2 separate regions of the Mus musculus genome follow, and region 2 is linked to region 1. Evidence: chromatin loops called from intact Hi-C (ENCODE). Cell type or tissue: left cerebral cortex. All regions are shown on one strand.

Region 1 (8,000 bases):
TATGACTATGTTATCTTCTGTGCATGGAAGGAATCCAAAGCTCAAGGTATGTAGAATGAATACACTGCAGCCATTAACACTCAGTTCTGAGTCTCAGTGTCTCCAAACCTATCCATATAAAAGTACCCCGTGGTCAAGTGATCGTTTTAAAAAGGCAACGCTGAGAAGTAAAGCCGACACATGTAGTTGGTATGGGGGTTTATTTCTGTGATAAAGCAACAAGGGCTTTTACAATTCTCACTTGAAATACTTCTATCACAGAAGGATAAAAATTAAAAGCCTAAGAAGAGAAGAGCTCATAATAAAGGTAACATGGAGTCAAAAAAGTAGCAATGCGAAACTGAGTCATCACCTGTTAGTCATAAACGAGCTGTAAGAAATCAGGACTGATGAAGGCGGTGTCCTAGAAACTCAAGAGTACTAGAAAAGGATGCAGAAATATCACTGTCATCATTTAAAGCAGGATCCTTCTTGAGACTGCAATTTTTGGAGTAGAAGGTAAAATAGAATTTTAACAAATAGAATCCATATGTAGATAGTGCAGCAGACTGCAAATACTTCTGGCTTTATATACTAATATGTTCAGAAATTAGAAGTAGTTTACGAAGAAAGACCCTATTTCTTCCACAACTGTACATAATGTGAGTATATAAAAATAAAAAGTATGGTTTATACCTGTTGGTAAGCCCAGGGAAAAGTACCTGTCCTGTCCGGGTTTGAATTTTATGATACGATTGCAGATGTACTTGGCTGCCCATTCGCTGGCCAAGTCATAGTTATCAAGAATTACAAGCCTCATTATGGGTGATGCACAGCTCTCGGTCCAAGAGGTTGAAACCTGTGGAAATTCATAGAGTACTTTAGACATTGTTCAGACACACAGTATATGATATGTTGATTTTAAAAAAGAGCAATACTTAAGGAGGGCATACACACATAAAATACAATGCATACCTGAAACAGTACAATACAATTACTACCGGGAACAGTAGGAATAGCACTCTTTTTTGTCAAAAACGCACTGAGCTTCTGGCATTTTGAGTTAGGTCATTTAGATGTATATATTAATCCATAACAATCTTGTGAAGAGAACATGGACTCACATGACTTGTCTGTGGTCACATCAGTGACACAACAGAATTCAAATCCAAATGAAGCCATCACACTACACTATATACAAGTATATTATATTCTCTTATCAAAGCAGCCATCCCTGAACAAAACCAAAACAACAACAAAAACCTATCATTTCTTAACTACAAGTTCAGTACTAGAAAGCTTTAGTGCCTTTAAATTACTTACCAAAATCCAGAATTTCTGCTAAGAATACCATAATGATCAAATTTCTGTTCTGTGAAACATGTTTAAATCCCACCAGAAATAATTTTCAGCATCATTCTTTATATACCATTGAGATATCGAATGTGCATGCTCATAAGCACGCACAAGCAAACACACACACACAAAATGCAGGGAAAGGATTTTATAAGATCATACTTGACTGAAAGTGCTGGTCTCTTGGAAGAGAAATTCTTCACAAAAATGCAAATTTAGGACCGAAGTGCTTACTCTTTTACTTAAAAAAATATTACTAAGAAACTTATATATCCTATATGCAAGAAGCACAAGTCTCAGTTTTAAATTTCTATTTTCACGTTTAAATATGTCACTCACCAACACTGACCATTCAATGACATGGTGGCTTCAGCATTCCTGTTCAGTAAAGGCACTTTACACAGAATACTAAATCAAACTGTGTAAGCCAACAGGAACAGAACGTCTAATAACCAATACATGGAAACTAAATGATATTCTTAAGAACAGGACTTAGAATTCTAAAACAACAAAAAAAGTATGATCACTATAATCTAGAATTCTGGGACAATAATAAGAGATGAGCAGCGTTTATAGGAAAGAAGTCATGGAGTTTTTAAAACTCAGCCTCACAAAGGAACGCTGTCTTCATTTATGTCTATTAATAATCTAACATCAAAAATAACTTCAGAGTTATATCCAAAACTCCTAAACAACGGCTGGCTCTCACAGATATGTACTTCTAATATGATTATTCAACAAACAACCAGAAGAAAAAACAAACAAACAAAAAAAAAAAAAAAAAAAAAAACCAAAAAACAGTAAGGACCAGAAAAAGAACTTCACAGCGCTCCGGTATATCTAAGTTTTTCACACGTGCCAGGGCTCACTCCGTGTTAAACACTAAACGAGGCTCCACAGGCACACATTTAATGAGTTGACCCTGTTGCTTTAGAGTATTCGATTAACTTAATACTTTCTGAATTTCTGGTTATCCCCCACTTTCGAGGTAGAAACTGCAACTCAAATACTGCAGAAGTTACAAAGCTATTACGTTTTGGAGGGAACTGGACTTAAAACACATTTCAAATGTTTTATCCATATGGAATCACTAATAATAACTTGTAAAAGACTCTGGGCCCCTCTCCTTGGCTCCAGTAGATCTTAAAAGGAGTCAGAGAACCAGTTAGGTATCACAGTGTATTCATGCACTTGAGCTAAAATGAGAAACACTGCAAGGAAGCAACCAAAGGTCAGGCAAATTGTTTGGTTTTTACTCTGAAGGGAGTGCTCTTAAGGGAGTTCACCTCCAAAATTTCTCAGTGAACCCCCCTCACTCAGTATAAATTATTTTTATTCAGATGTCGAATACGCTCCTTTTCCTTGTTTTACAGTCATCAGAAACCTCAACTGTGGATGCTTTCTGATTCGGCATCGTGGCCAGGTAGCATTTAAACAAACAAACGCCAATTTGTCTTTAAGTGCTTACTGCAGGTGCCGATTCATTTGGGCAGGGCACCCCAGGGAAACTGGCTGAACCCAAGTCCCTGAACTCTCTATGGGGAGGTAACTTCTACACTGCGGAACTTTCACAGCTTTGGGCAGCCCAACAATCCACGCACGGGGTGTGCTGAGCTGCAGTGCTGAGCTTCTGCAACCCCCTCCCCAGATCTGCCTGCGCTGGGCCAGGACTGCTCTACCCTAAGCAGCCCGCGGCAGAGTGAGGACAGGGGGCGGACCGGCGCTGGAAACCTCCCGTGGCTCGGCTAAGGCCGATTGCACACCCCGGGCTCAGGGGCGTCAGGCAGGGGCGCCCAAGCCCTGCTAGACTTCACTCCGGGTCCGGGAATCTGCGACAACGAGCCGCGTCCAAGCCCCGCTTCGGAGCTGTGTCCCCCCTAAACTCACCGGCGGACCTACAGCCTCATCCAACGACCGAAGAGCCGGAGCTAACACACCCAGCAACCCGCCAGCGACTCCAGCCGGTGAGGACTGAGGAAGCCTGAGAACCCGGATGCAAACACAAACACAGGAAGGGACTCGGGAGGACGCTGCGCATGCGTACTGCCAAAGGTGGGGCAGGGGAGAGTGGAGCACTATCACCTGTGGCTTTTCCACCTAAGGGATGTGCTGGGCAGTCTACAGTCCTTGGGTCAGTCACCTGTCACCTCTCTCTTTCGTTAAGTCCTTCAGAAGCTGAATTGTGGTAGACTCCTTGTAGGATTGTAATGAACGATATATGACCTACTCGATCACTTCACCCCAGATATTTGCTATTCACTCTTCTCAACATCATCAACTGGCTCTCAAAAGGAATAAGAAGAGTTTATTCTGGAGTCAAGCAGGGATGCCTATGGTTAGAGAACTAGATTCCAATTAGCCCAAATACTCTCTTCCAAAGATGCAATCGTTTCATGGGGCATTTTTAGTAACAGAACAAAGGGAAAATCATAACAATATGCTTTTCAAAGGCGTTGAAGCATCAGATAGAAAGCTCCAACAAAATGGAAAATCCCTGTTATATACCTCAGTTGTTGCCTGATGATGTCTCTGGCATCTAAGTTTCTATTTGTTCCAAGAGCATTTCCCTACTAGGTTACACACACAAAGTAGGTAATAAGTGGTCATATAAAGCATTGAAACACCCCAAGATAATTTGTCTCAGCATTTCAAACAAAGAGTATGTTATAATCCCCTCTGATGGTTTAAAATAGGTGCAGTGTTACTTTGCGAGCACAGTAACTGTTCATTGAAATCCTAAGAACTCTTATCAAAATTAAGTTTGCAGAGAGGAAAAACCGAAACCCAGGATGATCTCAGAAAGTGGAACATAGATTATAGTATTGTGTAGTTTGTACTGAATAATTCTAAGGGGGTAGAGGAAGCCGACATAAACTCTGAACGTGTGTCTCAGTTTTTGTAAAGGTCAAAAAAAGTAAGTAAGCAGCAGTCACTTTTAGCCAACCTCTAGACTGAAGTCGGGGACCCCTATGGAAGAGTTAGGGGAAGGACTGAAGGAGCTGAAGGGGATGGCAACCCCATAGGAAGAACAACAGAGCTCCCGGAGACTAAGCCACCAACCAAAGAGCATGCATGGGCTGGTCTGTGGCCCCAGCTACATATGTAGCAGAGGACTGCCTTGTCTGGCCTCAGTGGGAGGGGATGGGCTTGGTCCTATAGAGAACTGATGCCCCAGAGAAGGGGGATGCTAGAGGGGTGTGGTGGGAGTGGGTGTGTGGGTGGGGTACTATCCTCTTAGAGGCAAAGAAGAGGAGTGATAGCACTGGGGTCTTGTGGAGGGGGTACTGGGATGGGGTCAACACTTGGAATGTGAATAAATAAAATAATTAATAAAAAACAAAACAACAACAAAACTGTTGTACCCAGTGAGAAGCTGATTCAGAATCCTGTTTCCCTAGACACAACAAAATTAAGATAAATATAGTGTGCTATTTACTCAGACTTCTAAACTGGGGTACCCTCATTGTAAATCTAGACTGGGTCAAATAGCCGTCTAGGTAAATCCTTCAGGCAAATCAAAAGGTTCTGATATTAGTTATGAAGTCTCATAGGACAGCTAATACTTTGAAAGGGAAGAATGTTTCTTATGATCATCGATTTAAGCTAATTTTAAAAATCAGTTGTTACCTTTTCTTAGTACTATCAGCTTCAATCAAAAGAGTTTTTATTGTGCAATATTGCAATTTTTTTTTTCTTTTCTTTTTGGTTTTTTGGAGACAGGGTTTCTCTGCATAGCCCTGGCTGTCCTGGAACTCACTTTGTAGACCAAGTCTGCCTCGAACTCAGAAATCCACCCGCCTCTGCCTCCCAAGTGCTGGGATTAAAGTCGTGTGCCACTTGGTACATGAATAACACTTTAAAAACCATACTTTTTCTTCACTGTTTTTACCTGAGTGTTTTGAACATTCTAACATAAAGCTAGTTTCATCCGTGCTGTAAATACTGATGATGGATCGATCAGATGTCTCTGTCTTGATTGCAAAATGATATTCCCTAGCTTCTGCTTTCTCAAATTTGCAACTCAACCACAATCTTTGCTGTTCAAAGCAAAAATTGTCATACTAGACAGAGAAATGAGTTTTGGACAAGGGTAAGGGCATGGAAAGTCGAGTCATGATCTGTTCATTCGATATTGCAGAAGAGCACTTGGATGCTGGTAAATACTGATTGAGCCCCAACAAGGGTAGAGCATATGAGGGCCCTGTCATCGGTGAAGGCAAAGACTTACAGAAATACAGACATAAGTCACCACCAGCACCTCATTAACTAGGACACCATGACACTCATCCTGGTCAAGTCACTTCATTTTTCACATCTTTGTGGTTGGAGAGAAACTTTACATAAAAAAGATGTGTCTCCTCCAAATAAAGTCTTGAGAACATGACAAAGAAGTAAAAGTGTTCTAAGGATTGAGTTTTAGGTATAAGAGTTTGGTTGAGTAGTTTTAACAGGTTATTTTCATAGAGAGTGACAACATTCCAGCAGCACAGGGATAGTCTAGTGTAGGTGTCTATGGATGTGGCAGAACAAAAATGAGGTCAGATACTATCTTCCTCAGAAGATGGTAGATTTCCGGAAGTTATCTGGTTCAGAAGCCTGGGGCGGAGCCTAAAGTATGTTTCAGTCAATATTCATCATGACAGAAGAAGCTGTCTCCTCAGATACCAATAGGAATACATACTGACAAGGAAAATAACACAGAACATGATTCTATTCCATTATAGCTGATATCAGAGGGAAGAGAATGAACCCAGAGCAGATGCACTGACATATTCAACACGATCTTAGTAGAAGGTATTTAGAGTTCACAAAATTTACAGTGTAGAAATGTGTAGTCTAGTAGATCACCAAAACAATTTAATTAATCAGAAGGTAATTTATGTAAGTGCCATGCTTTTATAGAATTATGTGGCAGTGTTCTAAGATTGAAACATTCTTCAGGCAACTCCTTAAGAAACTTAACAGCTTAAAACAGCACCAGGAAGTTCCTGAAACTGACCAAATTCACCAAAACCCTCCCTCTCAAGAATAAATGTCATAGGCCACTGAGAGTCTCTCTCAGACAAACCCAATGCAAAGAAGACTTTCAGAGTTGCAGAGCAGAATAGACTCTGAGAAAAGACCAGAAGCCTGAAAGAGGCAGGAACCAGTCAAGCTGCCTTGAATATATTTAGAACAACAGAGTCACTTGGAAAGGCCACTCTTCAGTCTGTATTCCTATTGGTATCTGAGGAGACAGCTTCTTCTGTCATGATGAATATTGACTGAAACATACTTTAGGCTCTGCCCCAGGCTTCTGAACCAGCCTGCAGTCTGTGTAAACCTCTCCAGCTTCCCAGCAGTTTTGAGCTGTCATCCATGCTATGGTTGCCTTTGAGTCATTTCTGTTCCTGTAAATTACCCCTCCCCCATATTCCTGTAACTAACACCAATATAACTCATTGGTTCCCCAAGTTGTACTTTGATGGACTTGTACTTTAGTTCCATGGGCTTTCTATCTTCCATGAATAGATTGTTTTGAGTCTTCCTAGGAGAATTCTTGCCTCTAAGCATATAGGAATAAAACTTCAGCCATGGATCATGATATGTGGTTGTTTTGATCCAAGTTTTCTTAAAGACTCTTGAGGTCTGAGCATCATTTTTCTGTCATCATTGGCTTTTTCTACATCTGCTTTGAAGAACTATCTGCTCAAATCTCACATGACTTTAAAAATTACAGCATTTTCTTTATTTTGGGGATTGTTAGAGAGTTTTGGTTTTTAAGACAGGGTCTTACTATGTATTCCTGGATGGTTTGAATCCACTTTATAGAACAGGCTGGCTTCAAACTCACAGATGTAAGATGCTTCTCCCTTCCAAGTGCTGAGATTGCAAGTTCATGCCACCACACTGCACCACACCAGTGAGTTTTTGTTTTTGTTTGTTTGTTTGTTTGTTTTAAAAATACACCACCATTGCTAGATCCTTATCAGATACTGAATATATGTGCATATTGTTTCTCACTCTACAATGCCTTTTCACCTCCGGGTATTGCAATACGCAGCAGAAAGCAGGTTAAAATTAGGTGGAATAAAATTAATCTTTCTTTTTTCATTGTCTGGTGATCTTGGTATGCTGCCTAAGAAAATTAACTAATGCATGTGTATGGAGATTTACATTTGTCTTTCATTCTAAAGGTGATAGTTTGAGCTATTTATGTTTAGATCTTTGAGCTAATTGCTAAATATATTATGTGGCAAGGATACAACTCCCTTCATTCTTTTATGTTCTTAGTTGTTATATGCTTAGTTGCACACGTACATTGAGAAGCCAATTCTTTCTCCATTAAATGGTCTTGATATGCTGCTTGAAAAATCTCTTTGACAGATGCAGGGACTCACAATGCTGTTTTATTGAGCTGTGTGTGTCTGTCTTTATGTTAGAATGACAATATGTTGTTTATGATAGTTTCCTAGGAAGGATTAAAATATGGAAATGTGAATCTTCCATGTTTGTTCTTTCTGAAGATTGTTTTGACTAGACTATTTGGGAGGACTTGTATTTCCATATGTATTTCAGGAGCAGCTGTGAGCTTTTCTGGAAAAAAATGTCATAGGGATTTTACAGCAATTGCTTTGAACGTGCAGATCAATATAGAAAGCAGTGCCATCCCAGTGTGCCGCCCG
Region 2 (8,000 bases), 1.5 Mb after region 1:
GCAAGTGACTTAACACAGAAAATATTCCCCGAGAAGCAGACTGCAGGAAACTTGGTTTTCTTTTGAATGTGTTTGTTTTATTTTGTTTAGTTTTTGATCCTATGACAGGGGAGGGGGAAGAAAACAACATTTGCTGAAATGTTATGTAGCCTATGGTATTATACAAGATTCCTAGTCAAGTCACATAGTACATACACTTTGTTGTTATTATATTTTATTCTGTTTAATAGAATATTTACATAGTTCAAAGGTGGAGGTTACACCATTATGATTCCAATGCTTATGATCCTTGAACAAATAAGTTTAGTTCATTTTAATTAAAAATAAAAAGAGATTGATACTTTCCCCTAGGTATCACTCGTTTTTGGCTACTGTATAAAACAATTTTTTTGCAACAGCAGTATTTCAGAAAGATAGCCTTCACAACACTATGACTGTGTTTTTGCATACACTTTTAATCAGAGGTAACAGGGCTTATCTGCTCTGGCGCCTTAGTAGGCAGGGCGTGGAGGAGAACATGGCTGAAGATATAGGTTGCCCCTCAACCTATATATGCTCCATCAAGTACCATCAATGGTATCTATCAAATTAGGACCATCGGAAGTGTGGGATCAAGAGAAAAGAGTGGGACATGTAAAGCAGAGTCAGGTAAGAGTCATTAGATCACGCAGTATTAATAGATGAACATGACAAAGGGATGGAGAAAAGAAAAGAGTAACCTAAGAAATGACACACTATATTCCATTAAACCAAGCGACAAGACAGTGGGGGTTCATATTTAAATGTGAGCAAATGGAATTTTTAATATAAGAAATAGTATTTAAATATTAGAGATCATAAAATATCTGAAAGAGAAAATACATAGTTTCCTCTACCCAGCCATGCAACCCAGAAGCAAAGATTGTTTTGGAACTGAAAAACAATGAAGTTCAAGGTCTAGCTGTTACATTTTACAACTTATTTTGCACCAGGCAATTTATTTAAAGATAAAAAGTTCTATGTTTGAGATAAACGAGCCGCCCTTGTGCAATCCGTATCATAAACCACCGTTACAGATTAGGACAATTTTGTGTTAGACTTGTTTCTTTCTCTACAAGAGAATACATGAGTGTGGTAATAGTTTATTGGCACATTTTCTATCATAATTTCCAAGCCATTTCTGTTTCAACTATTTAGAAATATCCAGTATTAAGGAAATACAGTGCTCCATTTTATGTTCTTCTTCTTCTTTTTTTTTTCTCCTAAAAAAAAAATCTCTTAGAAATAAAACCTGTCACTGTATCACTTGTGTCATTTTTGAAACATTGTTCTTCCCTGGATCCTCTTTTAAATTTGATGTGCTACTCAAGAATTAATGTGAAAAACAAAATGTAATTAAATGACATACTGTTTAACAGGTTGGGTCTCTTTGACTGTTTTCCTACCACTGTGAAGACATACTGTACAATTTCGGGAGATACTCAGAACCTAACAACTGTCTATTATCAAATTAATTACTAATATAAAATTCCACACATTGACTTAATATAAAGTTTGGACAAAGTCATGGGTACCCCAGGCTGGAACGCCCTGTGTAGCTAAGGAAGACTTTTAATGTCTGAACAATTTACCTCTATCTCCCAAATGCTGAAACCACAGGTGTGTATGTCACCAGGCCCAACTTAATAGAAACCCTGTGAGAAGCCTTACAAAGTTGTTAATGCTGGAACAACCAGAAACTGTACTCATCACTACCTGGCATGGAATGTTGAGCTAATTTTGTCTTACTTTTGAATCAATTAAGCATTGCAATAATTATGTGTACATGGGCATATTTATCATATATAGTTTTTAACTAACATTTTAAGTAACATATCTATATGTGTACAAATAGGCAAGCATTTAACATTGTTAAAACTCATAAGTAACAATATCTTGGCTTGGGATATTTTTATCAGTCCCATCCCTATGCTTACTTGTATCTAACTTTAGTGTCACTTAACAATCCTGAACACTAATTGGCATTTAACACACTAGCCTCCTCTAATTTCGATAACTTCTTAGATTTAAAAAACATTTTTTTTTACTTGAAAATTGTTGTTGAAGCCTGAAATTCAACTGTTTCAACTTTGTAAAGTAGGATTACAGCCACTACATATTTGCAACATCTTTATTTCTCTGATTATTGTGTAATCTATGCTGATCTGAAGATAGGCATTTGTAAAAGTGATAATTTAGTAGCATTTGATGCTACACAGGCACAGCAGATAAATAATACAAATATATATTCTCTGCATAGAAAACAGGATGTTTCCAATAATTTAACTATAAAACTGTTCACACACACACACACACACACACACACACACACACACACACATCCCTATATGAATATGGGCACTCTACACAATATATAGCTAAATAGGTTAGACATGTGCAAAGGGACGTTATAATGTTTATTTTGTTTTTCTTACTTTTCATTCTGTAGGACTTCAAAGACTTGACAATTTCTTCATGCATAGAGTGCATTAAGATGAGCACCTTACCTTTAACTTGTAAAGCCATTGTATTTTGAAGGTTTAAAATAAAGGAAAACTATTTTTACCTCCCAGTCCTGGTCTAAGCCGATTATCATAACCATCCAGAAGTCTGTCTAGAATTCTTGTAAAGATGGTGATGTTATTTTTAGCCTCATCTTCTTGGATGTTAGCCAGCACCAACCTAAACAGATAATTTTACACATTTGTATATATCATATATGTACATACAGTGTTTGGCTAAGCGCCAAAATGCTCTTTCTCCTTGATCTGAATTTAACTTAATTTAAGGCTCCTTCAGCCATTAGTGACATACATTTCTTTCTCTTTTTCACTCTATAAATAGCACTAAACTTGCTGGGAAGGTAAGTATTCTGTTTCAAAAAAGAAACAGTAAATATCAAAAGAATAATGGTAACACCTTTGAGACTTCTAGCATTTGTTATTCTGTATGAGCTATAATCTTAATGTCTCCTCTTTAGAACACACCATATTTGTTGATTCTCATATGTAGGCATTATCAACAAGATTGCTTTGCAATTAGATGAATGAAATAACTAGAGAAACTTCTGAAGTAATTCTTCAGTGTTGTGACTATTAATTGGAAAATAAACTGTTATCTTGGTGGCACAAAAATTCCCTGTCATTCTTATACATAGCATTCTTGTTCTCTTATGTCTTTCACAGTTTTAGATGAAAGTAATTTCCTCACTTGGGATATACCTCCACCCAATGGCCAAGCATAATATAGACATCAGGGGAACTCCACTGGCAGGTTGCCAAGCTCCAGTGTAGCCAGGAGATGGAGATGGGGTCTGAAGGCAAGAGCAACACACACCCTCACAGACTCTAAGAAGGCCAGGTCCTTTGAGTGGTCTCAGAGAAGTAATAAGGGGCTACATAAAGATAAAAGTGTCCAGTTAGCCTTTCTCTGGTGATAAATTTGTGGCAAGAAAAGGGGTCTTAAAACACCCCTAGCAAAGCTTTAGAGGCAGTGATTTTTCTTCATGATTTCTCCATCATAAAGCCAGAAACCTGATTTTGTGACAGCAATTTGGTCAAATAAACTGAATGTATAAAACAGAGTGTCCCCTCTCATTGCCATTTTTTCTCGGAATGATTCAGAGATTTAAATTACTGTCCCCAAAAAGGAATCATTTATATAATAGAATAAAATACTGCCATGAACATTATTGGGTCAAATATAGAACAGAAAATGAGTAGAGTGATATTTAGTTAAGCTGTCAGCACTGGGTCTTGGGTCTTATTCATTGATAAGTGAATGCCTAAGCCTTTAAAGTCAGGGAGTGTGTGTACTTCCATTCTAGTCAATATATATCATATAAAACATCAGCGACAGAGACCATTTACATTTAAATGAATGCAGAACCAGAAGCTAACAATACTTATAATACACCAAAATTGGCAATAAACTTCAAGCTGGAATTTTGAAGAACAGAGGGAGTGTTGAAGTGTGGACATGAAGATGGACATCTTCAAGTTATGTAAGAATATCAATTCATATACTCTACCTTCAAAAGTTTCTCATTCTAATTTTTAAAGCCAGTCCCTAAGATAGTCACAAGAGTCTAGCTGAAGTGTTTCACCTGAGGTGTTTGTTTCTCAGTTATAGTTCAGATTATCTTTCTAAAGTCAATATTTAGTCATAGATGGCATTTCCCAGTTAAGTGAAGTATTTCCAAACAGATTTCTTTTCTGTTCCAAAATATCTTAAACATTATTTTGTTAGAACTCATAAGGGGAATTATTAAAGAGTAATAGCTACAGAAGAATTATAACAAAATTTGTATTTTAATTTTTCTTGGGTTTAAAACCATTCCCTATACATGCATTCAATGAAATATACCCACTGCTGGTTTTATTTAAAAAATCAGAGAAAACGACAATTAATGATATTACTTAAAGCAATCAAACTAATTTCTGTGTAGATAATAGGCAAAAGAAAATTCACACATTTTAAGAAACCACTCTTTTGGTCATTAACCAACTGAAAAACAAATTATCTCTAAATTAATAAGATGAAAAGTTGGCTCATAAATCAGCTTTTGTTTCGATGTTTGTGATTGTCTAGTTGTGTGCTGCCTCCACCTACAGGTCTCAGACTCACATACCAGTTAGGTTTCCTACTCTGTCTATAGAAGCCCCAGTGGCTCAATACAAAATGCAAAGAAAGAAACAGAAAGAAAAGAAAAAGCCTAAGTTGCCACTTAAATCATTTAGCTGATTTTTTTTTTTCTGTGTGTTCCAAGGACGGCTTAGCTTCCTTACCAGAATTTAGTATAACTATGAACACCTTAACGACAGGCATTCTTTAAACTAATATATCCCTGATAGGGTAGTCGCTTCTTCAATTAAATGCCTCAAATAGAAAAAAAAAATCCCATTCATTTTTGTTGTGTGTGTGTGTGTGTTTGGCTGCTTAAAAAAAAATCAGCAAACTTTTTAGAGTTTCAGACACTTAGTACGACAATTTCCTGTACAATCCATTTCCACTAAAATAATTGATAATTCCTCAAAATACCTAGTCTTTTAAAGAGTGTGGATACAGTTGTGTCACTTAAAAATCATCCTAGACCTGGAATGAAGAAATCAAAAACAATGCTTCACCTGACTGGGTCCCACACCAGAAGAACAAGCAGCAGAGACCATACATTGCATGTGCTCAATTTTGTCTTCATCTTCTTGTTGCCAAAGCTATGGAAGAAAAAACAAAATTAAATTAAATTTGTTCTCATCCTACCAAGCCAATAACCCAAAAGAATTTCATTTCAATTAGGAGGGGATGTTACTCCTGTCTACTAGGTATAGGACTGGATGACAGGCAATGGGAAAGGATTTTTTTAATGGAAAGATTACACCACTAATACATTTTCCTCTGCCTATAACTTCCCCAGTCCCATCCTCTGAAAAAAAAAAAATCGTTATGCACGCATAAAATGACAACCCGGGACTCTAAACTGACACAGTAGCTGATGAAGAAATAGGTTGGAGGAGTGTGTGCGAAAGAGGTGGGGAGATGGATACTCCACGCCTCACCCTCTCAAGGAAGATCACCTCCGCAACGACAGCAGGAAAAAGCTGGCAGCAAGCAGGCTACTTTTTCATTTCTATCTTTTCCTTACAGTTAATTGTGGTACTCACGTCTTCACTTTACTCAACAACAACCACCATCACACCCTCAAAAAAAAAAAAAAATAGAAAATCAAATCCAAATCATTCGCCCTGCCCTTTCACATTTGCCCACGTCCATGTTCAAGAGGCAGCAGGGTGGAAATCAAGTGCTGCGAACTATGCATTTGACAGCTGCTCTGAGCCAAGACTACCAAAGGAGCGTGAGGCTCCGGATCAGACGCCGCTGAGCAGGCAGGCAGCGCTGCCAGTGTGTGCAAAGTTGGAGACTGTAAAAGAGCCGGGCCAGCGTGCAGCCGCCGGACTGGCTCTTGGATTTTTATTGTAGTTGCGAATATACGTTTCTGGGGAGGGACATTGGAATTCGATCTTGGAGGATGGAGAGACTAGGAGAACCTGAGCCTCCGTGTCGAAGGAGCATGAAGAGTGGAGTGGGTTGGTGGGGTGGGGGTGGCATGCTGGCGAAGCAGAGGGGAATGAGCAAAGGTTACCCCCGCTGCCACCAACGTCTGCGACCCTACCTGAACAGCTAGTAGAAGTAGTAGATGTTTTCCTCCAGTGGCTTTGAATCTGTTTCCACAGAAACTTGAGAGAGAGAGAGAGAGAGAGAGAGAGAGAGAGAGAGAGAGAGAGAGAGAGAGAGAGAGAGAGAGAGAGAGAGACTGCAGCAGCCTAAAGACCAGGCAGCAAACGAATGGATGGGCCGGTGGAAGCTGTAGCAGAGAGCTTGAGGAGTCGTGGCCGCGCGAGGAGTAGGCGGCGAAGGCGTCCGTAGTGGCGGTGATGGGCGGAGGAGGAGGAGGAGGAAGAGGAGGAGGGAGTAGCGATCGCAGGAGCCGGGGTGGGGGCGCGGAGGCGCGATGCGCGCAGGCAGGCAGCAGCGGGCACGAGCCCCGCGCCTGGAGGAGGAGGAGCTAGCCCAAGGAAGAGGATTAAGAAGGTTCCAGGGAATAGGGGACCCCTTATCCCCCACCCCAATCCTGGCCAAGCCACCGCCGCCCTCTGGGCACCTGGGGCAGCACAGCCGGGGTAGCGCGGGGCACCACAGTGCGCCTGGGAGCGCCGCTGCCCGCGCCCACACCGCGCTGGAGGAGTGGAGCCCACACCCTGCCTGGAGCTGGAGGCAGTGAGCTTCCTGGTGTAAGGGTTAGGGGGCGGCTGCTGGTGAGTGTGGGTGCTGAACTGTGAATGGTGTGTGTTTGTGAGGCCCTAGGTCCCACGGGCGGCTCCCTGCCGCTCGTCCCCCGACATCATCCCTAGTGGAGCGACGTGGTTGCCTGGAAGAGGTAACGATGTATGGCTCCCACTGGAGGGCGAAGGGGCTAATCACGCCTTTACTTAGTCATCAGCGCATCCACGCAGGACCATGTTAAACGCACGTTACGTGGAATTACACAGCAGGAAGTTTCTTTGATTTCCTTAGCCCTCTGGATGTACCTCTCTTTGCTCAGCGCTCCCATAATTAGGACCAGTTTCCCCTCAAGCTAGGAGGTCTGGAGACTTGCCCAAAGCGGATCAGTGAGGGCCCTATGCTGACCTTACCCTTCAGGAAAACCCCCTGCTTTCTTTCAGCAATGCTTTACCCTAATCTCTTTGTCCAGGCATTCTCCTTACCTGGTGCTCAAGATTCAGTCTAAGAGCTATAAAAAGTTTATGTTAGCCCTGAGCTAAGGAACCTGCTGCCTTCTTTCCATTGCAGACAGGAACGAGATGGAGCAGTTTGAGGTTTTCCCCCCTTTAGGGCTTTTTCTTGGCAGGGACTTGTAATTCCAAACCTATCATACACTTTGAGAATTCTGTGTTTGATCTGTCTGATGTTTCCTTCCGCTTTATCTGGGGCGATAAAATCGAACCGTGCAACATGAACAGAAAAAGAAAAAGGAAACCAATGAAAAAGAAAAGAAAGATGCATTCCTTTTTGTACTGTGCAGGAAACTGAATCTTAGGAACATTCTACTCAGGCAAACCAGAGCCGCTCTTTATCTTTTTTTCTCAGAAGTTTTCATAAATGTGAGACACTATAAAAGGAGAAAAGGGAGAGTGTCCTAAGCTTGTACGACTCTGTTATTTTACATTCAGAGTCAATATGTACCATTTGGTAGTTGAGCACACACACACACACACACACACACACACACACACACACACACACACAAGATTTTTTTTTTACTAGATGATGCAGTTTTCCTAACGGGCAGTGCTAATCTACAGTAAATTTTAGCTTTCCTTTGAAGATTATGGGAAGAGAGGAAGACACTTACAATAGAAATATTTCAGGCTGTTCCTTTTAAACCATAAGCCACCACGTTGCCAATGAGCATTTAACTTCTTAAA

What was found. Peaks named below come from ENCODE experiments on the same cell type or tissue, not always from the same donor. Only the 100,000 strongest peaks of a DNase experiment are listed, where the experiment ranks them.
Region 2: it touches region 1 in a loop (4-fold over the local background); 2 of 42 quality-filtered maps call a loop at or near these places.

The regions. Positions count from the first base shown.
Region 1 is chr5:69,588,986-69,596,985 of GRCm38, forward strand. Gnpda2 (glucosamine-6-phosphate deaminase 2) reads right to left here and starts at 3,319. Exons shown (of 7, transcript NM_001038015.2): 1 at 3,223-3,319; 2 at 676-838. The coding sequence starts at 799. In left cerebral cortex, a CTCF peak has its summit at 3,298; DNase peaks (open chromatin) are centred at 365 and 3,334; H3K4me3 peaks cover 1,667 bases; H3K27ac peaks cover 877 bases.
Region 2 is chr5:71,089,388-71,097,387 of GRCm38, forward strand. Gabra2 (gamma-aminobutyric acid (GABA) A receptor, subunit alpha 2) reads right to left here and starts at 6,462. Exons shown (of 10, transcript NM_008066.4): 1 at 6,188-6,462; 2 at 5,145-5,231; 3 at 2,585-2,700. The coding sequence starts at 5,215. In left cerebral cortex, CTCF peaks have their summits at 3,244, 4,628 (motif pointing left), 6,706 and 6,934; DNase peaks (open chromatin) are centred at 2,729, 3,290, 3,866, 4,655 and 6 more places; H3K4me3 peaks cover 4,948 bases; H3K27ac peaks cover 3,663 bases.